2 separate regions of the Homo sapiens genome follow, and region 1 is linked to region 2. A link is a loop called in an ENCODE intact Hi-C map of the cell type or tissue named here. Cell type or tissue: Caco-2. All regions are shown on one strand. Links, peaks and the distances in the headings refer to the core of each region. The heading gives the core; the rest is flanking DNA.

Region 1 (15,881 bases), core at 3,695-11,694, 63 kb after region 2:
AGCCACCACGTCCAGCCTCATGTGTTATTTGCATAATTTTGATTAAAAAAAAAAAGACTCTTACACCTTGAGGTTTTTGTTTGATGTGCTGTGCTTCTCATCTACAAGTTTGACACTAGCAGTGGACTATTTTCTACACTTAGCTTATCAATGGAATTCAAAAGAAAAGAAAAATGACATAATTTTATTTTTGGGGAAACTCAGTCTTATTTCCTTTCTTGTGTGATTCTCCAAGGAAAAATGGAGACCAGAAATTTGGTTAAAATATAACTTATAACTGGAATAAATTTTGGCATCTTTGGGGCCAACCCACAACTCAGAGGGAAGCCCACTCTGGAGGCTAAGAAACTCCCAGGGTTAATTGCAGCTAGTAAACATGGATGGCAGGGCTTAAATCCCTGCCTCCATTCTCGTATTTATCCTCCCATTACCCACGGTGATTGCATTCCTGCAGTCAAGGGCATAAGTCATCCAATTTTACTTCCCATTGGTTTTCTATAGCTCCCATTGGGCTGTCCCATCGGAAGTCATTTGTTATGAGACAGAGTCTTGCTCTGTCACCTAGGCTGGAGTGCCTAGGCGTAATCACCGCTCACTGCGGCCTCTGCCTCCAGGGCTCCAAGGCTAAAAACTTTTCTAAATGTTATTTTTGGCTGGGCGCAGTGGCTCACGCCTGTAATCCCAGCACTTTGGGAGGCCGAGGCAGGTGGATCACCTGAGGTCAGGAGTTCGAGACCAGCTTGGCCAACATGGTGAAACCCTGTCTTTACTAAAAATACAAAAATTAGCTGGGCGTGGTGGCGCATGCCGGTAATCACAGCTACTCGGGAGGCTGAGGCAGGAGAATTGCTTGAACCTGGGAGGCGGAGGTTTCAGTGAGCCTAGATCGCACCATTGCACTCCAGCCTGGTGACAGAGCAAGACTCCATCTCAAATAAATAAATAAAATAAAATAAATGTTATTTTCCATACTTCAGGTATGTTTTGTTCTACTCTTAAGGGGAAAAAAACAACCTATGTAAACTAAAATTCAGTAACCCAGTAATTCATCAAGTTTCTCTGTTATCTTAGAGGCACTATAGCAGAATGGTTTAATACCTGGACCCTGGGGTCAGGCTGCCTGGGTTCAAATTCTGTCTTGCTTTTTACCTGGGCAGGCCACTGCACTTCACTGTGCCTCAGTTGTTTCATTTGTAAGGTTAGGATTATAGTTGTAACATCTTTATAGGGTTGTTTTGAAGATGAAATGAGTTAATAGATGTAAAGCACATAGTAACACTCAGTAAACACTCAATAAAAAGCTTTATTAACCTTAATATGTTTCTTCATAGCCCTTGTAAAACCCTAGCCACTCTTTTGCAATAAAGCATTTTCAAAAAGTACCATCGATCCGGGGTTATCTCTGTGTTCTTTTCCTGGAGGATCCTGAGTGCGGGCTGTGTCGACATCACGTCATTAATGTCTTCTGCTCCCTGCACTGTGGTCAAAGGCTTTTCAACGTAGCCTTGGATCCCCTGGGTTTGCTGCAGTTCAGTGCACCTCAAAGCACGATAACAGGAACTGAAATGGCAGAAACTGAAAGCAAAATAAAATTCAGCCAGGAAACACTTAGCTGTTTTTCCCTTTGCTCTGCATGGGGAAAAAAAAAAAAAAAGAGGAGGAGATAAATCGAAAACCTGTAAAATCCAGCATGTACTTCAGGGTTGTTTTAATTTTCTAAATATAAGTACAGTCTTCATTCCTCCCTCCAGCAAATATCTATTGAGTGTTTACTGTGGTGTGCCCTGATTCCCCATAGACATCTGGTGGCTATCTATCCTGGATTTTCTAGAACAATCCTAACTTTAAATGTCTTTGGTGTCTTTTCATGAAAATACATTTAAAAGGCAGTGGAAAAAAGCCTTTCTCAGGCCCCATGGCCAGAGTTTTGTTCCATATTTACTTTCAGCTGTGTTTCTGTTTTCCCCAAGGTCAGGAGCCGCCCAGTAAAAAAAAAAAAAAAAAAAAAAAAAAAAAATCTCCAAGTCCTGAAGGTACTGCAGGAGCCAGGATAGGGAAATTACTAGATGGTATTCTCTGTTTCTCCTCTGGAGAAAGAGTTTTAAGGGTTAAAATTTTCATCTATAACCGTGGTTGTTTCTTTGGGGCTGGCAATACTGAAAACTAACTTTTTGTATTATACATTCTTATAATGTTTGGTTTTTTTACACTTTTTAATGAGATGTATTACTGCGATAAGCAGAAAAGAAAATAAAAGTTTTTTAAACTACTGACTTACTTCCACAAATAAAATAGACATTCTCTTTTTTAGCAACCCAATAACAAGGGGTAGTGAAAAATGATATGCTCCCTGAAGACAGGGACCGTCTGCTTTTCTCATCTTAGCATTCCCACAGAGGAGCACTGAATAAATATCCATCAAAGGAATGAACAAAGGCCTCCTTCATATTCCTTAAATCATCTTTACTTTCCGGAAAGGAACATGGTAGCTCACCTTAACCATGCCAAAAAACATATACTTTATATAAGTCCAGATTTACACACAAAGGATTATTTACTTGATGAAGGGATTTACCAGATTCCTTTCTACAGCAAAATCTCCTCAGTCGATTTAAAGTGTGACTTGATTTGCTTCATTTTTCTTATGAGATAGTGGAATAAATGAGAACTTCGGTAAACCAAGAGCCGGGAGTGTGAACCCTGCCTTAGCCTCTAGAGTAGCTGAGATCACAGGCGTGCGCCACCACGCCCAGCTAATTTTTTTTTTTTAACCTCTGACCTGTCGTGTGTCCTTGGGCAGGTTTTTTTGTTTGCTTATTTTTTTCACCTCCCTGTGTCTTAGTTATCTCTACTCTAAAATGAGAATAATTGGAAGGGTTATAGGTACCATATTAAAGCCCCTGGGACAGTGCTAGAAGCATAAATATAAATGGCAGCTGATATTCTTATTGTTTATTAAACCTTTTCAAAGTATCCAATGCATGAATTGAAGTGTAATTGCAGTGATAACCACAGGCCCCAAAATGTATCATGGAGGCTAAAACCTAATTGGTTTAAAAAAAAAAAAATCAAGCTTTTTATGCTTCATCCCAGATAAGTGATTTAAATGCTTAGACTCACATCGTTTCATGCTTGGAGTTCTGAGAGCACAAGGGGCCCCCTTTACTTCCTTGTTTATGTGACAACAGGGGAAATCTCATCATCCTCCCCTCGCCAGGCTAACTTTTTGAGGTTCAGCTTGAAAAAAAAAAGAGAAAAGTAGCAGTTATATTTGGGAGCAAGGACTGGTGAGCTTGGTTACTGGGATTGAACCCTAGCCTAGAGGAATTACTGAAGGTTGAACCCAACAAAAGTACCTAAACCTCAGTCTAAAGTTTTCAATCCAGGCCAGGCGTGGTGGCTCACTCCTGTGAACCAGCACTTTGTGAAGCCAAGGAAGGCAGATGGCTTGAGCCCAGGAGTTTGAGACCATATGGCCAAGATGGTGAAATCCTGTCTCCCCTAAAAAAAAAAAAAAAAAAAAAAAAAAAAAAAAAAAAAAGAAAAATTAGCCAGGCGTGGTGGCACAGGCCTGTGATCCCAGTTACTCTGGAGGCTGAGGCAGGAGAATTGCTTGAGCCCGGGAGGCGGAGGTTGCAGTGAGCCAAGACGGCGCCACTGCACTTCAGCCTGGGTGACAGAGTGAGACTCTGTCTGAAATAAATAAACAAACAAACAAACAAACATTTCAATGTGATAAATAAATCAAGAGCTGCACTATATAGTGAGAGTAGGAAGTCTCTTCCTGACCCCATCTCTCCTCTTTAAGGTATGAGAGAGGCCTGAGGGGCTTGCAGGCCACAGAGCTGAAGGCTAGGATATCACTCCAACACGGTCAAACAGGAAGAATCCAACTCCCACTAGCTTCAAGAACAAGTGATGGGGAAAAAAGGGAGAAGCAGGAAGCCGGCAACAGACAACTGTATTTTTTCTAGTTACACATGCAGCAACCAAGCTATGTCCACATGGTGGGCTTCCCCGTGTCCGGGTGCATTCACTCTGGCACCTTGCTAAGATTCTTTGCAAGTCAACAAGTCAACAGGCTTCCTCCTCATGCCATGTCTGCCCTGTCCTCCTTCTAGAATCAGGGAGGGACTCTCAGGAAGTAGACCAGACCCACAGGCCCCTGGGCTGCCGGACACTCCCACTCTCCCCCACAAATGAGAAGATCTCCCTATCCCCTCTTGTCCCTGTCCCAGATCCCCTCAGTAGTGATTATGTAATTCCATTACAATTCAGAGGAAAAAGGGATTTTTAAAAAGAGATCAGAGAGGCAGATTGGCCTTCAAGGTAGAGGATCTATAAAACCAGCCCATTCTACCGGCCATAGACAGTGTTCAGATATCCTAGACAAGGAAAGTCCAAGAGGAACACAGAGGGTTAAAGTTCCTCCTGGACTTGGGCAGGTGCAGTGGCTCACACCTGTAATCCCAGCACTGAGGTGGGAGGATTGCTTGAGCCCAGGAGTTTGAGACCAGCCTGAACAACATAGAGAGACACCATGGATACAAATAATTTAAAAAATTAGCTGGATGTGGTGGTGTGTGCCTGTGGTCCCAGCTACTCAGGAGGCAGAAGCAGGAGGATCACCTAGCCCAGGAGGTCCAGGCTGCAGTGAGTGGTGACTGCACCACTGCACTCCAACTTGGGCAACACAGTGACTCAAAAAATTAAAAAAATAAATAAAAGCAGAATAGCATTATCCTTTAAGCATCACACTCTCACACACACAAAGTTAGTGTACGTGGATATTATATCTTGAGTTTATTGAGATGTATGAGAGCACAACTTGTGCTTTTTCGAGTTCTTTACAATTCTTGATGTAATGCTATATAGCACTATATAGTAGATGCTCAACTGATATTTGTGAATAAATGCCTGTGAAATAGAGTCCTGGCCGGGCATGGTAGCTCAAGCCTGTAATCCCAACACTTTGGGGACTGAGGAGGCTGGATCACCTGAGGTCAGGAGTTCGAGACCAGCCTGACCAACATGGTGAAACCCTGTCTGTACTAAAAATACAAAAATTAGCCGGGCGTGGTAGCAGGTGCCTGTAATCCCAGCTACTCAGGAGGCTGAGGCAGGAGAATCACTTGAACCTGGGAGGCGGAGGTTGCAGTGAGCTGAAATTGTGCCATTGCACTCTAGCCTGGGTGACAGAGCAAGACTCCATCTCAAAAAAGAAAAGAAAAGAAAAGAAATAAAGAGTTCTAGAGTGGTAAGGGTAGGCTTCATAAAGAGGGTAGTAAGTTACCTAGATTATTACAGGGCATTGATCAGAATGCTGGTTGTAGTAAACTTTTTAGTTTTATTGTTAGAGCCAAGAAATAATACTAATTCCCCTCCACTTCTTATAAAACATGGCAAGGGGCAGGGGAGATGCTTAGCTTTTGAGTGCCCATTTTTGCTGCCAAAGGTAAGGAAGCTAATTTTACTAGTTGTTCCCTAAGGTACTGGTTTATATCTATCCTCTTTTCAGTCCTGTTGTTCTACCCTGCTTATAAACTTCATCATAAGAATCAAGACATGAGAGGCACAACAGTGAACACAACAGAAGTCAGGCGACCTCACTCTAAAGGGCACTCAACTACAAGAATAACCCATCATTTATTTCTGTTGAAAATGGAAACGTGGGGCAGGCTCCTTGGTGGTAATCTTCGCTGTGCCTGATTCTGATTCTAGGCAGAGACAGAAATTGTTTAATAAAACCCAGGTGACCATATCCTTTCCTATGCAGACATAATGGATTGCAATGTCATGATTATGCTCTGTTCTCCAGGGCTTTTGCAAACAAGTCATTATATCGTGGTGGAAAGTTTGAGGTATTCACTATACCTTGAAAATAATGTGCCTTTCTTTACCAGGGTAGGAACAGCCTCTAAGTGAAGACAGAGGAGTGAGAAATATGACATTTCTGCATGAGTTGGCTACTAGTCGCAACACATCTTGGTGCAAATAAAGGAAGTGTTAGCTGCTTGGGGTGGTTAATTGGCTGGGCCACGGTGCCCAGATAGTGGTGAAACATTATTCTGGATGTTTTTGTGATGGTGCTTTTGAATTAGATTAGAATTTAAATCTGTCAACTTTGAGTAAAGTAGATTGCCTGCCATGGTGTGGGTGGGTCTCATCTAATCAGTGGAAGGGGTGAATAGAACAAAGGTCTCACCTCCCCTAGCAAGAGGAAATTCTACTAGCACATGGTCTTTGGACTTGAACTGTATATCAGCCCTCCCTGGGTCTTCAGCCTGCTGGCCTACCTTGCAAATTTTTGTTTGTTTGTTTGATTGTTGAGACAGAATCTCACTCTGTCATCCAGGCTGAAGTCCAGTGGCATGATCACAGCTGCCTTGACCTCCTGGGATCAAGTGATCCTCCTGCCGCAGCCTCTCAAGTAGCTGGGACTACAGGCACATGCCACTATGCCTGGCTAATTACCTTGCAGATTTTGAACTTGCCAGCCTTCATAATTGTATGAGCCAATCCCTTACAATAAATCTCAACGAATCTCTTTCTATACGTATACATAACCAATTGGTCCTATCTGTCTGGAGAACCCTGACTAATACACTGCTGTAACAAATAATCCTCCCACATTTCAGTGGCTGAACACAATGAATTTATGTCTCTCTCAAAGAGCAGCCCAAAGCCAGAGTTCCCTGTTGGGGGGAGTTTTTCCACCATGCAGTAATTCAGACACCCAAACTTCTTTCACCCATGATCCATTATCCTCCAGGCCCTCTGCATCCTCTATGTCCAGCTGGCAGAAAGGAAAGTGAGAATAGAGAAGACAAATCTGCGTTTTAACCATGGTGGCCCAGATGTGGCCTCCACTATTCCCACTCACTTTCCTTTGCTGAGAATGAATCACATGACTCCATGGAGAGGAATGGTGGGGCTGGGGAAGATGGCCCTTGACTGCAGAGCCACTTCCCAACAACAACTTTCTGCTACGGAAAAGGGAGCAAGCATTTGGTAGCCACCAGTCTTCTTGGTGAACACTTGCTGTCTTACGTGTGTTTTTAAGAATTATTCCACTGCAACTCTAATCTCTTTGGTGTTTTCTCTGACAAGAGTCCCCATCCAATTTGTTTCCTTCTAATACGGCACAGAGCTTATTCTGTGCATTTCCTGAGTGGCCTCACATCATTAGACCTTTCACAGATCTAAAATCTAGCAAGAAAAATAAGGTTAACAAAAATAAAAAGGTTAAATAATAATAGAAGGCCAGCACAGTGGCTCATGTCTCTACTCACAGCAATTTAGGAGGCCAAGGTGGGAGGATTGCTTGAGCTCAGGGGTTCAAGACAAGACTGGGCAACAAAGCGAGACCCTGTCTCTACAAAACATTAGCCAGGTGTGGTGGAGCACATCTGGAACCCAAGCTACTCAGGTGGCTGAGAAAAGAGGATGGCCTGAGCCAGGAGGTTGAGGCTACAGTGAGCCAAGGGTTGCGCCACTGCACTCCAGCCTGAGCAACAGAGAGAGACTCTGTCTCAAAAAAACAAAACAAAACAGTAGAAGGCAGTATGTTATTACATGTGCAGAGAACAGGACAGATGGTAAGTATAATGTGTGTTCAGAAGAGGGAAAGTGGCCGGGTGCTGTGGCTCACTCCTATAATCCCAGCACTTTGGGAGGCCAAGGTGGGCAGATCACTTGAGGTCAGGAGTTCGAGACCAGCCTGGCCAACATGTTGAAACCCTGTCTCTACTAAAAATACAAAAATTAGCCAAGCACGGTTGTGCATGCCTGTAGTCCCAGCTACTCAGGAGGCTGAGGCACAAGAATCACTTGAACCCAGGAGGCAGAGGTTGCAGTGAGCTGAGATCGTGCCACTGCACTCCAGCCTGGGCAGCAAAGCAAGACTGCTTCTCAAAAAAATAAAAAAACGAGAAAGAGAGGTTCTGTAATCAGATGAAGTAAACGTGTAGTTCACTAGAATCTTTTTTTGTTGTTGTTAGGTTTTCCTTTTTTCCAAAAAAGATTTTAAGTTCCTCATTAACCAAATATTTGAGTATCTATTTGTTGGCTGGCTCTTACTAATATCTTACTCACATCTCCCTATATCACCTATGCTGGTACAGAGCATATAGTAAACACTGGCCTCTCTCTAATTCTACTTCAGAAATATCTCATGTCCATTTCTCCATATGCACTCCCCATCCCTAGCCTATGAACAATGCCCTCTTCCTTCTTGCCTAGCCTACTGAAATGTACTCCCTGCTGGGCTTCCTATTTCTAATCTCTGACCTTTTTAACTCATATCCACAAATCACCAGAGTTATCATCCTAAAACACAGGTCAGATTGGGACAGACCTTGACAGAGAACAAATTCCACAGGCCTTCATATGTTAGTGTGCTAGTTTGTTTTATGCTCATAAATTCCTCCCATCCCAGTTTGTATGCTCCTTTGCAGTGTGACCTTGCTGCTTCTCCCTTGGAGGAGTGGAGTTCGTTTTTCCACCCTCTTGGATCTGGGCTGGACTTGTGACTTGTTTTGACAAATACAATGCAGCAGACATGACCTAAGCGTCCTGAAGCTTAGGCCTAACAGGCCTGGCAGCTTCTGCCTTTGTTCATTTGGAAAGCTGCCCTGAGACTCCAATGCAAGGAAGGCAGTCTGGCCTAGTGGAAGATGAGAGGCCACATGGAGAAGAACTGAGGCTCTCTAGCCAGCAACCATTCCCCAACGTCAACTGTCAGACGTGTGAGGGAGGCCCTCTTAAGCCTTCCAGCCCAGCTGTCACTAACTTACGCAGACACATGAAGGAGCCCAGGGGAAACCAACAGAGGAATACCCAGGCAACCCATGGCATCATGAGAAATAATAAATCGTTCTAAGCCACTAAGTTTTAGGGTAGTTTTTTATTTGTATTTGTATTTATTTATTTATTTATTTGAGACAGGGTCTCACTCTGTTGCCCAGACTAGCGTGCAGTGGCATGATCTTGGCTCACTACAACCTTCGCCTCCCAGGCTCAAGCGAATTTCCTGCCTCAGCCTCCTGAGTAGTTGGGATTACAGGTGTGTGCCACTACCGCCCAGCTACTTTTCATATTTTTAGTAGAGATGTGGTTTCACCATGTTGGCCAGGCTGGTTTTGAACTCCTGACCTCAAATGATCCACCCACCTTGGCCTCCCAAAGTGTTGGGATTACAGGTGTGAGCCACCGCGCCTGGCCTAGGGTAGTTTTTTATACAGCAATGGATAACTGAAACAGGTAGACTCAATAGGATGGGTCTGAAGATGAGGGAGAAGATGTCTAGAATGTCTCCTGTAAGCTGAGGTTTAAGGAAATAGGCAATAAGCGTCGATCAGAATGTAAGCATTGAGAACATATGGGATATTCCATTAGAGATGTCCAGTAGGTAAGTGAATACATGGCTCTGGGGCTGTCTGGCTTGGGCCATCAGTTTCAGTAATAGGGAGTGGATTAAATCACCCAGGACCACCCAGTAAGTGAGAGGAGGCAGAAGTCAAAGGTCAAAAGACAAAACCTTGGGGAGCGCTAACATTTAAGACTGGGCAAAGGAAGGAAAGCCAGCAGCACAGGAGACTGTTTTGCAACACAAGTAAAAGTGGATAGTCTATGTTTATGAGCTTTACTTTTGTTCTTTACTTTTCTCTGGCCAGTCAAAAAAGGAAAAAGAAAAAAAAAAGGCAGTGGAAGAAGCAAAGAAGATACCTGGGATAGGAATGTAAGGAAGTCCCAAGGACCTAATTAGTCATTTTCCGGATGCAAACAAGTCCTGGAAATGCAGGGGTCAGTGCTTTCCAAGGCCCGGGGGAATGCTTAGCCAAGAAACATAGCAATCTATGCAGAAAAGGCAACTAACCAAACTTGCTATGCATACTCCTCTTTCACCAGGATAGAGATCTGAGGGGGACCCAAACAAATTCAGAGAAAACTAGACAAACTACCCACTCTAGTCAACAGCAGAAGAGACGGAGATATGTGCAGAGGCAGCCATAGAAAGGCGCAAGTCAAAATATGCCAGAACACAGACAACACAGTGAGGACAGAAATAAAGATACACGGCGAGGCATGCCTCTTGACTGTCCTATCTCTTCTTCACCTTCATATCTCTCTCAGACACATCAGTGTAGCTTTATGGACTCCTGTCCTGTGGGAAACTAGATGATTACATTTATATTTCAGGATATAAGTGTATAATTACACACTTATGCCAGAGTCAGAAACTCCCCATCCAAAAACTGTTAACAGTTTAAATGAACAGAGCTGCTGATGCTGTTTACAATATGTAGGGAGAAAGAAAGAGAGAGAGTGGGGGAGAGAGAGAGAGACAGTGTGTGTGTGTGTGTGTGTGTGTGTGTGTGTGTGTGTGTGTGTGGTGATCACTGCATATCCCCAAAAGAAACTCAGCTATCTTGGATCTAGTTCCCTAATTTTATAAGTTTTTGGATATTTTTTGACACTAAGACTGCAGCATTGTTTACAACTCTCTGTCTCTTAACTGAGGATTCAATTTAACAGACATACTGAGCAGCCACGTGGTGCAAGGGCTCTACAAGGCACACACAGATGTAGGCAGTAGTGTTCCGGTAAACCAGCATTCCACAGAAAGAGACTTGATTTACAGCATTTGCTTATGTTTTTGTGGTAAAAGTATTCCCACCATGGCTGATTTCAAGCTACCAGTGGTTTAATAACCGAGGCTCATTAAAATCTTGAATATTTAGCATCCCTGGGTCTAACATTTAAGAATGAGGAAATCCGGCCAGGCGTGGTGGCTCACGCCTATAATCCCAGCACTTTGGGAGGTCAAGGTGCACAGATCTCAAGGTCAGGAGATCAAGACCATCCTGGCTAACATGGTGAAACCCTGTCTCTATTAAAAATACAAAAGATTAGTCGGGCTTGGTGGCAGGCGCCTGTAGTCCCAGCTACTTGGGAGGCTGAGGCAGGAGAATGGTGTGAACCCAGGAGGCGGAGCTTGCAGTGAGCCGAGATTGCACCACTGCACTTCATTCTGGGCGATACAGCGAGATTCCATCTCAAAAAAAAAAAAAAAAAAAAAAAAAAAAAGAGGAAATCTGAGGTATCCAAGACAACAGCCAGCACCAACTGTCAGCTCTGTGCATGAAACCATGTTAGTCCTTCTAGCCCAGCTGGCCCTCAGCCAAAGTATGTCCAGGGAAGACCAGCACCATAATCTCCCAGCCAAACCAAGGAATCATGAGAAATGGTGGTGGTTGTTTTAAACTACTACATTTTGGGATGATTTGTTACACAGCAATAGTTAACTGATACACACATAGTAGAGACTGCCTGAGGGAGGGTCAGTTTCTAGAGAAGCAGGAGCCTTTTTTGGCCTTCTTCTCTGTTAAGTTCCCAGGCCTAGTCAGAAGCTATCTGAGAAATTTCCATCCTTCTGTTTGTTACATCAAGACTTCCTAGACACCTGGTACTAAATACAACCACTGGCAGCTCTTATGTTCTTGCCCCTTTGAATGTGCTGCCAGTCCAACTTTTAATCAGCCTGGGGGCTGAACAAAGGAAAGATAATATTTACAGGCAGTTGTTTTAGGAAATTTTGTTTTCTTGAAAATTAGGCTTGATGATTTCGTCAAATGAAAGGAATAGGAAACACTGTAAGCGAGACTACCTAAGGCAGATGGAACATTTAGCAAAGTCCTCCTCATCTGTTTCATTATCTCCTCTGGATACTGACATTTCTTATCTGTCCCGCCATCAGAATTAGACTCTGAATGTCTCTAACTGATTTGTTAAATATTGACTTGATATAGTAGCAAGGAGCCAGGGTCCATTTTTTTCCCACGACACCCCAGTCCTAAAGTTAGTATTTTGTGCAGGTGATACCGTCTCTTTATGAACACTTTTGCAGAGCAAGCCCCAGTTGGACTCCTCTAGGGGATTTTCCTACTAAAGATTTCAAAAGATAAGATCTACTTCTTTGGCCTGTGTACCTTTATCATGTGTGAAATACTGGTGATTTCAAAGTATCAGGGACCAGGGAAACGACAACAAAAAAACTCTTCAAAACATCCATTTCCTAGAGAAAAGCTAGAAAATAATTATTACAAAAGCCAAGACAGTGTTTTCTCCTGGGAGGAGAGAGAGGGCTAATGGGGGTGAGGTGCCATGAGGGAGAAGCCTTCAGGTCATGTTCAAATTCTTACCCAGGTAGTAGGTCATACGGTATATGGACTATAATAATATTTTTAAGCATCTGTGCAATTTTATGCTTTTTGTGAATGAAGGCTTTATTTCAGAATAAGAACAAATAACCAATTTAAAAGTAATGCATTCTGCATTCTGATTTCTTATTGTATGAGCTGGGAGCTTGTTAGAAATGAAGACTCTTGAGCCCACCCCAGGCCTACTGAACCTGCTGATCCTGAAGTGGTTTGTCTGGACATTGAAGACTGAGCAGCACTGACCAAGATTAAAAGACAAGTCACTAGTTCCAAGATATTGGAAAAGTCACATTATCCTTATGCCTATGTCACATCTGCAAAATGGGCGTAATAATGCAGATCTGGCCTCCTTTCCAGGCTGCTGTGAAGAGGATGTGAGATCATACATGTGACAGCCCTTTGAAAAAAACCAGTAAAGCATCGTATACATTAGGTCTTATTATTACCTTGGGATAGCATCCTGAAAGAATCAATTGCAAAGAAGAAATCAGTTATCATTATCATCTTACTTTATGCTGCCTCTGCTTTCCTGGCAGCTTCATGCTTCTCAATTCTGCTCTGTCAAAACTTGCTTTCCTCCCTGCCTTGAGGGTATTACCAGTTTCACAACAGATGCAAGGTCAGCCATGCCCTTTGCAAGGTCTCTGGAGCAGATTACGTCTTTCAAAAGGCACTAGAGTCCCCAATTTAACTTTCTGACAAATCAAATCCACATGTTTGGCTAAGCCTGTTGTATGACAACAGCGTCTGGTCTCACCTGGGCTGAAGCTGAGCTCCAGCAGGAACCGGGAACACCAGGCAGGCATCAGATGCTTTCAATTGTTTATGGCTCTTGGCTTTTATTTTAATTTTTTTGAAGTTTAAAAAAATTTTATTTTATGTGCAGAGAGCTAGCAGTGGTTTCTTTCATTGAGCGCTGTCTTGGATAATCCATTCAGGGAAGACCACTTAGTCCAACTTGATGAGGGCTATAATCCCTTCCATTCTGATGGAAACACAGGTGGCACATATTGAAGTTATAGTCCCAGATCAAACCTGCTGGTTTGACCAGACACAGCAAGAGCAAGAACCGTGGCCAAATTTTCTAGGGTAGTTCCAGCAGAGCTGCTGATGACACATCTCTGAAAAAAGGGCAGTAATTCTGTGCACTGCACATTTTAAGGACTCAAAAAACTTGTTGGTGATGAATATGTGCATTATTTCAAATGTGACATTCAATCTTCTCAACTTCAAAAGATAAAAAACAAAACAAAACAAAACAAAACAAAAAACAGGTCCAAATGGACAGGTAACTAAAGCACTTATTGGTGAGGCTTGTCTAGGTTTTCTTTCATTAGGGTCCTTCTACTGAGTTTCAGGAGTTGACATGATGTTGATATTTTAAGGATGCGGTACTTAAATGCTAGACATTCAGATGTTGTGCTTCATTATTCATTCATCTCAACACATATTGGAAGGCCAGTCTGCACCAGGTTATATACCTGGTTGTATTTGTGTTCTGTCCATACAGTATGGGGAGATATAGGTGTGTGCGTGTGTGTGTGTGTGTGTGTGTGTGTGTGAATGTGTAATTATTTTTGATGACCATATTAAAAAAAGAAAAAAGAAACGAAAGAAAAGAAAGGGAAGGTGTGTGGTGAAACTGTTGAGAACTTCCCCAGTGCCTATTCCAGAGTTAGGCCCTCCTGGTCCAATCCCAGCACTACAAATATTAGTTGTGAGACTTTGGGCAAGTCTAATGATATGTTCTAAATGATATGATCTAAATGTTCTCATCTGTACAACTGTGACAAAAACAGGACCCATTTACTGTAAATATTAAAAGATTTAAACCATGTGCCTGGCATGTGATAAGGGCTCCATAAATGTTAATTTCATGATAAAGAAAGGGACTAGACATCAGCTTTGGGGGCAAAAAGAACCCCATCAAACTTGTAAATGTCACTATCATGATTATTGACACTCTGTTGATGATATTGTGCAGAAAATAATTAACATAACAGGCCCGAACTACTGCCTGTGAAAAGGCAGGCTTGCAAGGTTGGCCCTTGGCTGGTATGTGGGAGAGAACTGAGATTTTGCAAGGGTTCCCACCATTAACTGATAAGAGTGGTTCATTGTGCCAGACTGTTTGTGCAAACAATGTGGTTTGTGCTGAACACCTGCTTTCTTCTGGGAAGCCAGTATTTCCATATGTGCCAGGTTGGGGCTGCCTACATGACCAGGCTCCAGTAAAAACGTGGGGCACCGAGTCTCTAATGAGCTCCCTTGGTTGGCAACATTTCACACCTGTTTTCACATACAGAACTTGCTGCTGGGGGGTTAATTTATCCTTTGTGATTTTACTGACAGAGGAGCCTTAGAAGCTTGTGCCTGGTTTTCCCCAGACTTCACCCCAGATGCCTTTTCTCTTTGCTGATTCTGCTTGTTATCTTTTTGCTGAAATAAATCATAGCCATTAGTGTTACATGATAGTAGGCTGAGTCCTATGAGTCCTCTTAGTGACTCATTGAACCCGGGGATGGGCTGAACTAGTTATCTCTAAAGGAAACACATTTATTTGGGAAAGAGTGGTATCACAGCATCATCTAATTTAATGTAGGTAAACAAACATATCATTTTAAAAAAATGACTCAGAAACATACAATTTGAAAAAGTGTTCTTAAATGAATAAGGGATAAAAACGCTCCAAGCAGCATTGTGTCTTCAGTGACCCTTCTTTAAAATTATAAAAATGTTAAGAGTCTTTAGTGCTGTAAAAATTATACACTGTAGGCCAGGCACGGTGGCTCACACTTGTAATCCCAACACTTTGGGAGGCCAAGGCGGGCGGATCACCTAAGGTTGAGAGTTCGAGACCAGCCTGACCAACATGGAGAAACCCTGTCTCTACTAAAAATACAAAATTAGTTGGGCATGGTGGCACATGCCTGTAATCCCAGCTACTCGGGAGGCTGAGGCAGGAGAATCGCTTGACCCCAGGAGGCGGATGTTGCAGTGAGCTGAGATTGCACCATTGCACTCCAGCCTGGGCAACAAGAGTGAAACTCATCTCAAAAAAATAAATAAATAAAATAAAATAAAATAAAATTATACACTGTAATGTATAGAGCAGGGGTGTCCAATCTTTTTGGCTTCCTTTGGCCACATTGGAAGAAGAATTGTCTCGGGCCACACATAAAATACACTAACACTAATGACATAAGATGAGAAAAAAAAAAAGGCCCAAGCATAAATCTCATAATGTTTTATGAAACTTTACAAATATGTGTGGGGCCACATTCAAAGCCATCCTAGGCTGCATGCAGCCCGCAGGCTGCGGGTTGGACAAACTTGGTATAAAGCAGAAGGCAGCAATGCGGTAATTTACAATTTTTCGGTCATTGTACACTAAAAGCTCCCTGGGTCCCACTCCTACTCCACACACCTCCCTTTCTACCCCGTTCCCTCCCCAATAGTCTTGATTTCCTTCCCAGTGTCTGTGAAGCTAATTTTGGTATTCACTAACGAATTCTGTATGGTTTGAGAGTCAAATGTGAATGTATCACATATAGATGTTTCTAGACTATTCTTTCAGCAACAGTTTGAAATATACTTATTCAGCAAGAACTAACTGAATACCTTCTACATGCCAGGCTGACATGTAAAATTATTTGGTTT
Region 2 (15,881 bases), core at 3,466-11,465:
AATCAGGTAGGCGAAAATGACTTGTTTTCTGTTGTGCTTGTTAGCCATCTTTTTACATGTTTATCATTATTTGTATTTCTTCCATTTGGAGTTATCTGTCTGTCTTTGCCCATCTTGATACTAGGTTACTTGTCTTACATATTGACTGGTAAGAATTCTTTGTATATCAGCAGGTTAAATTCTTTGCCTGAAACATAGTTTATAGAAACTTCCCCCAACTTATTGTTCAAACTGGCTTTAACATTTTTTGAATCATAGGAACTTTTTTGTCATATGTGATCCCATCTGATGTGTTATATAAAGCATGAGATAGGCATTACAACTCTAATTTAAAAGTGGTTAGAATGAAAATTTAAATTAAAGAAAGCATTTCTGTTTCTACAGCTGTTAATTGTTACTATGTTTAACTTTGATATCAGTGACTCAGTTGATTTGGATTCCATCTGTTTCCTTCTAGTATACCAAATACTACATTCACCGAATTCCAAGAAGCCGGGAGGTTCAGCAGTCCTGGCCCTCCACCGTTTTCACCACCTTGCACTCCATGTGGCTCTCCTTTCCCCTAATTCACAGGGTGAAGCCAGATTTGGTAAGTAAGACCATCACTAAGGAGAGAGAAAGTAACTCCCTGTAGATCTTTCGTTAGTAACAGGACATACTGTTTTCTTAAACAGCTACCATTTATTAGTGTGCCAGGTAGTATGCAAGACCCTGAACTGGCTGGTGCCTTGATCTTGGACTTCCCAGGCTCCAGAACTGTAAGAAATAAATATCAGTTCTTTATAAGCCACCCAGTTTATCGTATCTCATTATAGCACCTGAAATAGACTAAGATATCATCCTTGGATTTTTGTGACTTTTATCACAAAGCACTCTTTCTCCTGCCTCAGCCTCCTGAGTAGCTGGGACTACAAGTGCATGCCACCAAGCCTTGCTAATATTTGTATTTTTAAGAGAGATGGGGTTTCACCATGTTTTCCAGGCTGGTCTTGAACTCCTGACCTCAAGTAATCTGCCCGCCTCGGCCTCCCAAAGTGCTGGGATTACAGGCATGAGCCACTGCGCCTGGCCTGTGACCAGTAATCTTTGATGTTATTGTTGTAATTGTTTGGGGACAGTGTGAATCGTGCTTACATAAGACAGTGAACTTAATAAATGTATGTGTTCTGACTGCTCCAACAGCCTGCTGTCCTCTCTCTGTCTCACACACACATACACACACACACACACACACACACACACACACACACACACATTCCTTGGGCTTCCCTGTCTATGAGACACAACAATATTGAAATTAGGCCAATTAATAACCCTGCAGTGGCCTCTCAGTGTTCAAGTGAAAGGTAGTATTTCTTATGTTTCACATTTTAAATCACAAGCTAGAAATGATTAAGCTTAGTGAGGAAGGCATTTGCAATAGGCAGTTAGTCAAGTTGTGAATGCAAAGGAAAAGTTCTTGAAGGAAATTAAAAGTGCTACTCCAGGCTGGGTGCGGTGGCTCACACCTGTAATCCCAGCCCTTTGGGAGGCCGAGGCAGGCGGATCACAAGGTTAGGAGATCAAGGCCATCCTGGCTAACACAATGAAACCCTGTCTCTACTAAAAATACAAAAGATTTGCCGGCCGTGGTGGTGGGCGCCTGTAGTCCCAGCTACTCGGAAGGCTGAGGCAGGAGAATGGTGTGAACCCCGGAGGCAGAGCTTGCAGTGAGCCGAGATCGCACCACTGCACTCCAGCCTGGGCGACAGAGCGAGACTCCATCTCAAAAAAAAAAAGTGCTACTCCTGTGAACACACTGGTTTCACGATAAGTACATGACATAGCCTCATTGCTGATATGGAGAAAGTTTGAGTGGTCTGGATAGACTATCAAACCAGTCACATTCCCTTAAGCCAAACCTAATTCAGGACAAGGTCCTAATTCTCTTTAATTCTGTAAAGACTGAGAGAGGTCAGGAAGCTGCAGAAGAAAAGTTTGAAGGTAGCAAAGGTTGGTTGAGACTTAAGGAGAGAAGCCATCTGCATAGCATAAAAGTGCAAGGTGAAGCAGCAGGTACTGATGTAGAAGCTGCAGCAATTTATCCAGAAAATCTAGTTAAGATAATTGATTAAGGTGGCTACACTAATCAACATGTTTTCCATATAAACAAAACTGCCTTATATTCGACGATGTCATTCAGGACTCTCGTGGCTAAAGAGAAGTCAATAGCTGGCTTCAAAGCTTCAAGGGACAGGCTGATTCTGTGTAGCTGTTGACTTTAAGTTGAAGCCAGTGCTCATTTACCATTCTGAAAATCCTCAGGCCCTTAAGAATTATGCTAAATCTATTCTGCCTGTGCTCTGTAAGTGGAACAACAAAGCCTAGATGACAGCACATCTGTTTACAGGATGGTTTGCTGAATATTTTAAACCCACTGTTGAGACCTACTACTCAAGAGACAAAGCTTCCTTTCAAAATATTACTGCTCTTGATATATTGGGCTGGATGTTTTTATTTAAAAAAATACAAAATATACTGCTCATTGACAATGCACCTAATTACCCAAGAGCTCTGATGGAGATATACAAGGAGATTAATATCTTTATGCCTGCTAACACAGCATCTATTCTGCAGCCCATAAATCAAGGCATAATTTTGACTTGCAAGTTTTATTATTTAAGAAAACATTTGTAAGGCTGTAGCTGCCATAGATAGTGATTCCTCTGATGGATCTGGACAAAGTCAATTGAAAACCTTCTGGAAAAGATTCACCATTCTAGATGCCATTAAGAACATTCTTGATTTATGGGAAGATGTCCATAAACAGGAGTTTGGGAGAAGTATATTCCAGCCCTCCTGCATGACTTTGAGAGGTTCAAGACTCAAGTGGAAGAAGTAATTGCAGAGGTGATGGAAGTAGCAACAGAGCTAGAATTAGAAGTAGAGCCTGAAGATGTGACTGAATTCCTAAAATCTCATGATGAAACTTGACTAGGACCCTATTCTGTGATAGGATTTATACTGTGCACTCGAGGTATAAAAGTAAACACAGCTCTACCCCTGAGTGGACTGAGGTGATCTGTGAAAATGGCTCGCTATTCACTTGACCCAGAAAAATCCCACAAAAGTCATGCAAACCAAGTTGTTCAAGTCTTCATGTTCACTTTAAGAACATCCACGAAATTGCCCATGCCAGAGAGACCTAAGTAACCAAGATGTTATGTAACTCCAATTTTCTTTAGACATGTATTAGATTCTGCTAATATTAGCTAACTTGCTCAATTGAAAAGTTATCCAGTATTTTAAAAAATATCTTTAATGCAGCAGGTACTAAAAGGGATGAATAAAACAGCTCTTCAGGAAGCTTATACTTTGGCTTCAGGGAAAATGGAGTAAAGAAACAACAGGTAGACTTGAAATACAGATTAATTCAGTTGAAAATAGAGACCCTATTTAAAAGGCCGGGCGCGGTCGCTCATGCCTATAATCCCAGCACTTTGGGAGGCTGAGGTGGGCGGATCACGAGGTCAGGAGATCGAGACCATCCTGGCTAACACAGTGAAATCCCATCTCTACTAAAAATACAAAAAAATTAGCCGGATCGAATGAGTAGGCTGATCTCATATTCTCTTGAAAATATACTCCTAAAGAGGAATTTGTTTCAAGGAGAAGAATAGAAAAGTTAATTTGTGAGATTGCTGATTATTAAAGTAAGAGGACTGCTTATGTTGGGGGAAAAAGATCTATAAAGTTCTTGAGGGTAAAGGCCAAGTATTTTTGCGTTTTCCATGGTCCTTTCTAGAAAAGCTTCCACATATTTGAGGAATGACTTAAAAATAAATGAATGAATACTGGATTAAGTGAGTCATCACAAAAACAAAGACACCCACTCCCTACACTGGTGCTCTTCTCAGGCTTTATTAAGAGTCTGAAAAACCAGGAGGGTTTCCAAAGTCTGCAGTGTTTGATTACTGGCTTCATTCCACCCTGGCCATTACCAAATGAAATACTCAAGGAAAGAGCTCTGCATACAAAAATGAAACCTAATTTAATTTTTAATCAAGTAAAAAATAAATTTCAGATTCTCCATATTAACAAATTGAAAGGAAATGGACCATTTCAACCTAATACTCTGCCTCTTTGCCTGAAGCTGGTTTAATTCACCATGACAAATTTAGATGTACTTATTACATCTACACTCACTCACGCTTTGTATGAAAGAAGTCCATTATTTTATTTAGTCATTTTTTTCCATGTTTCATACCCAGTTTGAGCTGTGAAATGTCTAAGTTCATAGCAGTAGAAAGTTGATGGCTGGGTGCGGAGGCTCATGCCTGTAATTCCAGCACTTTGGGAGGCCAAAGCGGGCGGATCACTTGAAGTCAGGAGTTCGAGACCAGGCTGGCCAACATGGTGAAACCCTGTCTCTACTAAAAATACAAAAATTAGCCAAGCATGATGGTGGGTGCCTGTAATCCCAGCTACTCAGGAGGCTGAGGCAGGAGAATTGCTTGATCCCAGGAGGCAGAGTTTACAGTGAGCTGAGATCATTGCACCCCAGCCTGGGGGATAGAGTAAGACTCCGTCTCAAAAAAAAAAGTTGATGACATGGATGGTGGGTTATTATCTATAAGTAGGATACTGTGATTTTTTTTTTGATTAGGTGTTTTCTGTGGTGAGCCACAAACTAGGTGGCACCAAGATTATCACTGTTTGTATAGTATATAAAATTTTTATTGGCCTACTAATTAACATGTGTTTGAAATATTAAGAAGAGGCAATTAACTCTTGTTAATTGTTGACATGCCAGAACCCTTACAGGAACTTTTTCTCCTTAACTGTTGTTAATTTGATTCTCTTTGTATAATGACTTTCATCTGGTATTATATTTGGTGGTGATCAAAAAACTTTATAACATGTTCAAAGGAAACTTGGCTAGACAAAGAAAAGGTCAGCTGTCCCAAGATGTTTATCTGTCAATGGAATTAAGTGAGAGTAAGGTTTTCCAAGCCAAGTCAGATGAGAAACAATTAGACCACACTTGTCTTACTGCTTCATGTTTTCCAAGATTAATGAAATCATAATTGGGAGCCATTTGTTTAGGTTTCCTCAGTTCCTGCTCCTCTGTTGCCCAGTCCTCTATAATGTGTTAAAATAATGCCAGTGTTACCCCTTCCCACTGTGTGTTTCCTCTCCATATATGCGCTGTAAATTTGGCAGCCTCCTTAAAGATACAGAAGGACTGGCCCTGCACTGTACGTGCATTTAGCAAGTCTGATGATGGTCAGAGTCCACTGCGAGAAGTGGTTTGATGTGAAAATCCCCCCAAATATCTGGTTTCTTGTGACTGACAAACTGCTTTTCCCAGTTGCATGGTGAAATTACCAGCTGTGCCACTGACACATTGGCTGAGTGACAACCTGTAGCTGCTTCCATCCATAAATGAGGTATTTAGTTTAAATGTTATAGCTTCTGTTTCACATTGAGTGAGTTCCGAACAACATCTGTGTCAAAATTAGGCTGCATATTAGCAGTTAGATTGCTTTGAGTTGTTTTGATTCGTCTCCATTTTGGGGGACTCTCAGCAGCTTGAAAATGATTTTTCTTTCTAAGTCGATGCTTTTTCCACTTGGCAAACATTACATTTTTCCTGTCTGCAGAAGCCAGCGTGGCTTTGCCTGTGATTTTTGCTCTCTTGTTTTGCTTTGCCTGCATCACTCTTGAGTTGTCACTGTTCCAGCCCATCACAGGCTCATTTTGGATCTGAGGCTGGTGGGGACTCTTCCTTTCAAGGTGAAAGCCAATGTGTTTTCCCAAGGATAGCTGTGAGGTCACAGTTAAAACAAAAATGAAAGTTGAATGAAAAGGAATTCAGTTGTGAGAGGATAAGAAAAAGGAAAACATGAGGTAAACAAAACTGTTTTTGAAGAAGGGACTGATGTGGTCACAGGCAGTGAGCTCCAGAGACCTGGCCTTATAGATGAGGGTAATGGGAGATGCTGGTGACGAGGTGAGAACAGAGGGTGGGGTGAAGAGAAGGGAAGCCTTTGAAATGACCTTAGATGCATGAATAATTCCTAGAACCAGTCCCAGCTTCACAGACTTTCAGTGCTTATTTTAAAGGATCATGTGAAGCAGGAGCTCTATTTGTATAGCACTTGAAAATCAAGAAAGTGATGTTTCTGTTTAGAATCTTTAAAATCGCTCTTTGACCTGAGGAAAAAATAAAAGAAGGGGGCACAGACAGCACCGATAATTGAATATGTAATGGAGAGCCTCAGAAGGGTGCTGCTCTCCAAGTTAAGTGGGATCATTAAAGTTTTAGAGTTTGTGTAACTAGAGTCAGTAGGGAAGCGTCATGGGAAGTTTTAAAAATTTGAATACAGACTGTGAACTCCTTGAGGAACGGTGAGGTGTATTACTCATCTTGGCAGTGCTAGCACCTATTCTAGAGCGTGGGGCATGTAGGAGTTCAATAAATTTTGAAAGAGTAAATCTGGGTAGGAGAGAGATTAGGAAAGGAGAAGTCAGAGAAGCTATTAAAACCTGATGATGACCATTTACAGCCTTTAGGTGGGCTGGAAAAAGTAGAATAGGAAAAAAACATTGCATAACTGCTCCTTGGTTAACTTTTGCTCCCTCTGAATTAATCGCTGAATTCGTCTAAGGATTTTTTTGATAACATGTTTCTAAAGTGTTAAATATTCTCTTTATCAAAGCACCATAAGAAAATGGCGAAAGTTTCTCATTCACCTTAACCAGAGTACACTTGCTTTATTTCTTTAATTGAAGTGAAATTCACATAACATAAAATTAGCCATTTTACAGTGTACAATTCAGTGGCATTTTAGTACATTCACTATGCTGTGCAACCACCACACACCTTTACAGCATCGAGTTCCAAAACATTTTCATCAATAGTTGCTTTACTTTAATTTCTTGGTGTTGTAGAACCACTTAGAGTTTTGTGGGGTTTTTTGTTTTGTTTTTTTTTTTTGAGACGGAGTTTTGCTCTTGTTGCCCAGGCTGGAGTGCAATGGTGTGATCTTGGCTCACCGTGACCTCTGGATCCTGGGTTCAAGCAATTCTCCTGCCTCAGCCTCCCAAGTAGCTGGGATTACAGGCGTGCACAACCATGCTTGGCTAATTTTGTATCTTTAGTAGAGACAGGGTTTCTCCATGTTGGTCAGGCTGGTCTCAAACTCCTGACCTCAGGCGATCTGCCCGCCTCGGCCTCCCAAAGTGCTGGGATTACAGGAGTGAGCCACTGCGCCTGGCCACCACTTAGCATTTTTTACTTCATTTGGGGGAGAAAAAAAAAAGATTAAAACACAGATAGTGTTTTCTAACAGCCTCTGGAGATCAAAGGCCCTCTCCTTCATGGTCTTTCTAATTCCTTGTTTACCCTGCCCAGAAGTCATTGAGTAGATGTATCTTTTTCAGTTAGCGCTTACTCTTTGATACTTTGCAATTTGATGACTTATTTTTCTCCTTGTATAATTTTTTATCTTTTTTTTTTGAGACTCAGTCTCACTCTGTTGCCCAGGCTGGAGTGCAGTGATATGATCTCGGCTCACTGCAACCTCCGCCTCCCGAGTTCAAGCGATTCTCCTGCCTCAGCCTCCTGAGTAGCGGGATTATAGACGCATGACACCACACCCAGCTAACTTTTGTATTTTTAGTAGAGATGGGGTTTTACCATGTTGGCCAGGCTGGTCTTGAACTCCTGACCTCAGGTGATCCACCCGCCTCGGTCTCAAAAAATGCTAGGATTATAGGCATGAGCCACCACACCCGGCCATGTATCATGGATTTCTTTTTCTAGTGTAAAACATACATGAAGTTAAATCAGCTGTAGAAAGCTTATTGCTGGGATTACAGGCATGCACCACTATGCCCGGCTAATTTTGTATTTTTAGTAGAGACAGGGTTTCTCCATGTTGGTCAGGCTGGTCTCAAACTCCCGACATCAGGTGATCCACCCACCTTGGCCTCCCAAAGTCCTGGGATTACAAGCGTGAGCCACTGTGCCCGGCCAGGTTATCGCTTCTTTACCTGTTAGCATGCAATTTGAAATTCCACTCATACCAGGACAGCATTTTACAGCAGATATAAGCCAAGCGGCTTCTCAACTTCAGTGGTGCCTTTTCCACATAGTCAAAAGGGTTAACTGATTTTCCCTAAGATACATGGGCAAATAATTATTAAAATGTTCTTCAAAAGGACCTTACAATCAAGAATGAGGATAAGTGGAATGAGTAAACACCTTACAAATTTCAAATACTATTATGGCTTACTGCAAAAGCTGTGTTAGCATTATTGGGTGAGGAATGTAAAAGATCCAATCAGAAACAGGTTAGAGAGCTTGAACTGGTATTATACATGCTTAAAAATAGCAAGAAGGTCCCTGCTGATAAGACCTTCAAATTACAGAAAGAACATATTGTGACTGATAATTCTTTTAAGAAATGTGAATACCAGATTTATAAGTTTCACGTGTTTGCAATGTCAAAACTTCCATATTCTGCCATAAAAAGTGAAATCCTGCAGTGGAATCAGCTGTAGAATTGCAAAGGGCAGCAAATTCCATTTGTTAGCAAAATACCATTTTGCATTCTTGGTCTTCCTGAATTCACATTTAAGCCACTTATACAAATCTTTGACACAAGCAATTTTTAAAATATGTTTATGGCTGACAGTTTGTGAAAACAGGTTTGCTTTTGTGGGCTAATCACTTTTCTCTAAAGACAGGTGTCACATGCTTAAATCAGTTGTGTCTACATCTTAAAGTTCCAGATGTTATTTTTCACAAGATTTACTTACACAGTACAGTATTTTGTAGATAAACCTTGTTAGTGGAGGCAGTGCCTGGATTCAGGGAACTTGGTCTGTTGCTGTTTAATTATTCCTAAGCCAATTTGCCTGTTGCAGTTTTTCAAGGAGCCATGATTCATCTCTGTGAAGTCACACAGGGAGAGAAAAATTCCCCACTGGTCACTTCTATTAAAGAACAGAATTGGGAGGGGCTGGAGGTTGGGAGAAGGTAGGGGGTGAATTTCCTGCTCTCTGTGGAAACCAGGTGCAGCTTATATAAGGCAAACTTTCATTCTTAAGGTCATAAAAGAATTCCCCATATTTACCCTTCCTTCCTTCCTTCCGTCCCTTTTTTCTTTTTTCTTTTGTCTTTTTTTCTACTAATTGAGACAGAATCTTGCTCTGTCACCCAGGCTGGAGTGCATTGACATGAGCTCGGCTTACTGCAACATCTGCCTCCTGGGTTCAAGCTATTCTCCTGCCTCAACCTCCCGAGTAGCAGGGATTACAGGAGTGTGCCACCACACCCAGCTAATTTTTTTATTTTCAGTAGAGGCGGGGTTTCACCATGTTGGCCAGGCTGGTCTGAAACTCCTGACCTCAAGTGATCTGCCCTCCTCAGCCTCCCAAAGTGCTGGGATTACAGACCTGAACCACCGCGCCTGGCCACCTCATATTTTCTTTATAGGTTTCATTGAGAATTCATCCTGAATATTTGCTTCCCATTTGATTTCCTATAATTTCCAATCTACTTTTTTTTCTGGTTTGCATCCATTTTACCTCAGTTGTGATACACAAGAAAAAATACCATCCTACAAATCAGGAGGTTTTGGCTTTACTCTCATCTTTGTCAGTAGTTAGGTGTGGTGACTCAAAGCTAATCAGTTAGCTTCTCTGACTTAGCTTCTCCTTCCTATCAAATAGGAGTAATGAGAAGCTCCAAGAGAAGGATCACAGTTGGCAGATGCACTTGCTTTTAACCAAGCCACTCCCTCTGCTGGGAAAGTGATTCCCTGCCATTCAAAACCACTTACTTCTGCTCACCTCCTGCCAGGACATATGATCCTTGGAGCTCCAGTGCCTCATTGGATTTTAGATATTGTAGATCTCAAAAATATATATATGTGCTTGAATTATGATGTCGATGTGGCTATTAGAGTCATTCTGGGGTTCCCCAGGGTTTCCTTAGGGAGCACCTGTCACCCATACACATCCCAAGGGGCCTTCGAGAAGGTGGTTGCCCTTCTATGGCCCTCCCTGATACATGCTCGTGGCCCTCCTCTCTCTTCTGTCTCTTTCCATGCTTTAACTGTTCTTTCTCTTTCTTCCTCTCATCTACACCTCTCCCCTCCATTGGGATCATGTTGAAGCCCCTGTTTCATCTTATCCTTGACATTCTCTCCCACCTGTTTTTGTCACAAAGACCCTAGAGGTTGGCCTGTTTACCTGCACTCCTTTCCAACTGCCCCGATCAGATTATACCGCAGGAATTCTTCTCCTAGGTCTCCCTTAGGTCTACTGGGAAATGAACTTTAATTTTCACCAGTTTTGCCATTTTTTTTTCCTAGCACAGTGACTCTTTGTTTTAAGGCTTTTCCTGCAGTTGACTGTAGGAAGCAGATAGGTGTTAAAAACAGTTAAGCATTGCAGGAGTTAGATGTGTAGGAACTTAGGGATTACTGATGGACTTTATTCAGATGTGAATTGGACAAGGTCTTTCTCAATGCCTTTTGTCTGCTTCAATTATCCCCTTTTTATTTCTAAGACCAGCACTCATCAGGGCCTCCTGCCTTGTCTTTTTTATCAGCCAGTTCTGCAGCAAACTGATGATCCTTGGGCGATAGCAGACACACACATCTTGTCTGATTCACATAGTTGGTCAGTATTGGGACCACATATTTGGTCAAGGTATTTCACACCACACTACACACACACACACACACACACACACACACACACACACACACACACACACACACCCCTTTTGCAAAATTGCAAGGGCTGGTGACTGCAGGATGGATGTTAAGCAGCCCTAAATAGTGACTACCTGTCTAGGCTATCCTCTCTGTGGTCTCTTACCTCTGGTGGTTTCATTTTTGTAGGTTCCCTGACTGGATTGTATTTGTGTGCAGCCTTCAAGCCTTTTTCTGAGGATTTGAGTGGGCAGTAGCAGTGCTGAGGGGTGGCTTGGAGGCCTAATAGATGTTCTTGGGGACTAAATGCATGCCATATAAATGAAGGCAGTGGGCTTATTGCAAACAGTTGTGAGATAAACCTGCTGTCACTGAACCTTCTTCTTTAAAGTCCTGGAGCTGCCATTGCTGTTGTGGCAGAACAGTTCATATTTATCAGATTTAGATCTTGGCAGATTTCTAAATTTATATTTATATCTTGGTGGGTTTCTAAATATAAAAATCAGCATGTGTCTGCATATTCCCTTTCCTCTTTTTATTAGAGCAGTCATATTATTCAATGGTCATTCTCTGATGGAGAAGGCATTTGTACACTTAGAATTACAAACTTACACAGATGATACCTTACCAACAATTTAATTATATACCCTATTTTTAAAGTTTAGATAATAGAACCAAAAGAAGGGAGTGCCTTGTCCAAAGTCTTAGAACTAATAGGAAAGCATGAATAAAAAAAAAACAGTTCTTGTCACTCCCAGCTCCAGGTTCAGCTCTCTGACCACACAACAAATGAGACATCATAGACTCTTCTCTCGAAGGGTATCAGGTGCTGTCTACATGGATAGAGAAAATGGGCTTGGGCAACATGCATACCAGGGTTTAAAATCTAGGTCTGCCACTCTACCATTTGGACAAATTTAGGTGAGCTGTTTATTCTCCATAAACTTCCTTTTCCTCATCTGTAGAACAGGGACCATGATATCTACTTCATAGTCTTGTGTGAACATTCATGCATAAGAAGCCCCCATGGTAGGTTGCTGGATCTTTCTCCTCTTTTGTCATTAAGTTAAATATTCTCTTCCAGAAATCAAGAGGCTAATAAGGAGTTAATAAATGTTTTAAAACTTAGACCACGGAATGTCTACACAATGCCCAGTTTGGATGCTATGGTATTCTGACTGTTTTCATGTTGATTTTCATGCCACAGTGAGCCTCTTCAGGCATGGAAACAACCAAGGATTATTTGCTTCTGTCTTCTTTGTTTTCCAGCCCTCTTATATTTTCATCACAGACTCCATCGCTTCCAAAAACAGTGTGTCAGGATTTACTAATGAATTTCAGCTCTGTCCTGCTGGACCACCATTCAAGGACATCCGTCCAAACCCGCCCCTCTCAAGAAGGGCTTATCCACATGCACCTGATTTACAAACAACCTTAGTTCCCCAGTTTGGTTCCTCATTTTCTTGAGGCTTCTTCTGAGGCTTTTTGTCTTGCACCTTTACTCCATCCAGATCTTGCCCTCCTGTGAACTCCTCTTGAACTTAGAGCTTAGCATTTAATTGTTCTCTAGTCATTTAACTTCTGCTGAATTTTCTCCCTCCCCAAATTAGATTGTGAGTACTTTAAGAGTCAAAAACCAAGCTTTCTGGCTTTATTATCCCTGTGGAGCTTAGCAGTGTGTCAGGTGCTTGGAGAGGTCTTTGATTAATAACTGAATAGTAAGGAACTGGAACACGCTAGTTCTACCAGATGGAAATTAGCAGCACCCAGTCCCAGCTCCCTGCAGATCTCCATCTCTCTCGGTTAAATATCTCGTCCTCAGCTAACACCCTCTGATCCCTCCTGGATCCCACTGAGAGGTGAATGGCATTCACAAGCCCCTTGAACTGCTTCTTGGCTCACCTTTATTACCCTGACTTGCTCCCAACCCACTATCAGGTGTGTTCTGCCCTCTTTGTTATCAAAGAAGGGGGACTTAGGCCTCCCCTATTCTGAGTGCCGTGGCAAGTTTAAAACTGTATAGCGCTCTCTTCAGATTGCAAAGGGTTAGGAATCATAATGAAGCCTTAGGAACTCGAGTCTTTTTCTGCTGCCATTCCATCAACATGCTCACTTAATTCTTAAACAAAATGCTATTCATTGAATTACTTTTTATTTCTTAAGATAGCCTGAAACTATTAATATGGTGCAAGACTTTCTGATGTCATTGCTCTGGGATCATAAAACCTACTTGTCAAAGCTATTCTTTGAAGTTATTTAGCCATAATTTTGTTATAAGCTTTTTATTTACAAATAAAAATTATTTATAAATCAATTTGTAAATAATTGTAATTATAAGTTTACATGTAATTTTAACTATTTGTAGATAATTCAAAAAATTATTTACAAATTTGTTTTTATTTTGTATTGAGTAACTGCTGTGAGCTGAGACTAGAGCTAGGCACCATGGGAAATGGAGATGGCAATTTGTGCTCAGAAGAGTTTGTAATCTAGAATCCAGCCATGGCCCCAAGTCTGAGGCTAAGAAGGAAGGATGATCTGGACTGGGAACAGAATTGACCTGCCTCAGGGTTCCAGACTGAAGCATCAGTGTGATTTTTTAGAGGTGTTTTAAATCACAGGCCCTATTTTGGGGGTGAGAACAGGTTAATTAGCCACTATTCCATTATTCCAGGCTGCACAAACTACATAGTAAAGATTATGGCCTAAGGCTTCAGGATGTCCAACAGAATAGTTCTGAAAGTCAGGGGAAGCAAACGCTCTTCAAAGCGCCCAGAACAAATAGCCCTTTAGGTCAGTTCTTAAATCAATAACAGATCAGTCACCAGAGGAGGAAGTCTGTTTCACAGCCAAACAGTGAACAATGCTGTACTGAAACCCTAAGCTCCCATGGTCTCTGGGGAGTAATTAGAACTTGTTCAGTAATCAGCTAATTTGTATTTCTGGGAATGATTCTAAATAAAAAATGATAAAAGTTGGATAAAGGGTAAACTATAGACCATTGCTTCATAATGGAATTGCATAATTCAAGTGGGGAATCATAAATTTGGAAATGCTGGAAGGGTTTTTTTTTTTTTTTAAGAAAAAAGTGATTTAAAGGCAATGCTAATAAAATAAAAATAACCCATGACTAAAAATATATGCTGAAGCATTTTATCTCACTGGAACCTGAGAACAGTAAAATATCCAAGCTGGAGTCTAGTCTACTAGACTAGTCTAGTTTTCTCACTAGGCCTATAAATTAATTTTGAGACTCTGAAGTAATTGTTTGACCTCTTTTGTCTGCAGAGTCAGTACAGATTTGGGGTGTTGTTTGTTTTAGTTGTTGGCAAAACATTGTAGATATCCAGATCCTGGTTGCTGTATTTTTATTAAAAAGAACAGGAAACTGGCCAGGCACGTTGGCTCACGCCTGTAATCCCAACACTTTGGGAGGCTGAGGAGGGTGGGTCACAAGGTCAGGAGTTTGAGACCAGCCTGGCCAATATGGTGAAACCCCATCTCTACTAAAAATACAAAAAATTAGCTGGGCGTGGTGGTTGGCACCTGTAGTCCCAGCTACTCAGGAGGCTGAGGCAGGAGAATCAGAGGTTGCAGTGAGCCGAGATTGCACCACTGCACTCCAGCCTGGGCGACGGAGCAAGACTCTTGTCTCAAAAAAAAAAAATAAATAAATCAAAACAAGAGCAGGAAACTTATTTCCATCAAAAGAGATGGAGGGCTAGGATAAGTGAATAAACAATAGCTTATGGTTAATTTCAAATACAGCTTGTTACCCTGCACTAGAAAAATGAGACAATTCTATATTTAATTATATATAGCAACTCTAACATTTGTGATGAGAGGAAAAGATTCTTCTGGGTTTTTTTTTATTGTTTCTTTTTTTTTTTTTTAATTGAGACAGTGTCACTGTGGCACAATCTCGGCTCACTGCAACCTCTGCCTCACAGGTTCAAGCAATTCTCCTGCCTCGGCCTCCTGAGTAGCTGGGATTATAGGTGCCTGCCACCACACCCAGCTAACTTTTTTTGTATTATTAGTAGAGAAGGGGTTTCACCTTGTTGGCTAGGCTGGTCTTGAACTCCCAACCTCAGGTGATTCGCCCTCATCGGCCTCCCAAAGTGCTGTGATTACAGGCACGAGCCACCGTGCCTGACCTGTTTTTCATTGTTTCAACAGGACAAATACAAGAAAGACTTGACTGGTATCTCATCAGATTATACTTTTCCTGTGATATCAGTTTTGAACTTATAATTTCTTTCCAGCTCCAAGAGTCTCTGATTCACTGATTCTAACATGACATACTAGGAAATTCTATCAAAGCAGGGGCTCCTGGAACAGGTCCCGTTGACCATGGACCACAGATGTTCTCAAGGAGAAACCCACATATGGTGATAGGGTATATGACTAAACTGCCTGTTTGAGATACACAGCTTTCATGACTACCAAATCTGGCATTTGTGTTTCTCAGTAGCAGATGTGAAGAATGAGTTATTACTTAATGAGCAGCAAAATCTTATTGGACTCCACTGCAGTGCACAGTAGCTCACTCTAATAAGACGAAACAACTGTAAAATAGTTTGTGTGAGTTCAGTTCCGAGTCTACTTCTGACCCAGTTGGATGGTATTATTTCCCCAACCTAGAGATTTCAGGTTACTGTGACATCCACGAAAAGATCCAAATGATATTTAGTAGAAGTTCATATGATGAAATGAGAATTAAACTAAATTTGGTTAAATGTTTTGAGTTTTACTTTTGTATTAGTCCATTTTCATGCTGCCAATAAGGACATATCTGAGACTGCGTAATTTATAAAGAAAAAGAGGTTTAATGGACTCACAGTTCCATGTAGCTGGGGAGGCCTCTCAATCATGGTAGAAGGCAAAAGGCACGTTTTACATGGCAGCAGACAAGAGAGAATGAGAGTCAAGCCAAAGGGGAAACCCCTTATAAAATCATCAGATCTTGTGAGACTTACTACCACGAGAACAATATGGGGGAAACCACCCCCTTGATTCAGTTATCTCCCACTGGGTCCCTCCCACAACACATGGGAATTATAGGAGCTACAATTCAAGATGAGATTTGGGTGGGGACATAGCCAAGCCATATCAACTTTTCATCACTTTAAGTCATTAAAAATACAAATTAAAACACTTAGTCACATATAG

What was found. A loop is a pair of places that touch in the nucleus more often than their neighbours do. Peaks named below come from ENCODE experiments on the same cell type or tissue, not always from the same donor. Only the 100,000 strongest peaks of a DNase experiment are listed, where the experiment ranks them.
Region 1: a loop joins it to region 2, with 5 times the contacts of the local background. A loop is called at or near these places in 5 of 110 quality-filtered maps.

What each region holds. Positions count from the first base shown.
Region 1 is chr1:94,948,673-94,964,553 of GRCh38, reverse strand. CNN3-DT (CNN3 divergent transcript) reads right to left here. Exons shown (of 3, transcript NR_168377.1): 3 at 1,284-1,575. Among named protein-coding and RNA genes, the nearest start is that of CNN3, 30 kb to the right of the region's middle. In Caco-2, for the core only: no CTCF peak of the experiment used is centred there; a DNase peak (open chromatin) is centred at 8,493.
Region 2 is chr1:95,011,837-95,027,717 of GRCh38, reverse strand. ALG14 (ALG14 UDP-N-acetylglucosaminyltransferase subunit) reads left to right here. Exons shown (of 4, transcript NM_144988.4): 3 at 458-589. Among named protein-coding and RNA genes, the nearest start is that of ALG14-AS1, 42 kb to the left of the region's middle. In Caco-2, for the core only: no CTCF peak of the experiment used is centred there; a DNase peak (open chromatin) is centred at 8,027.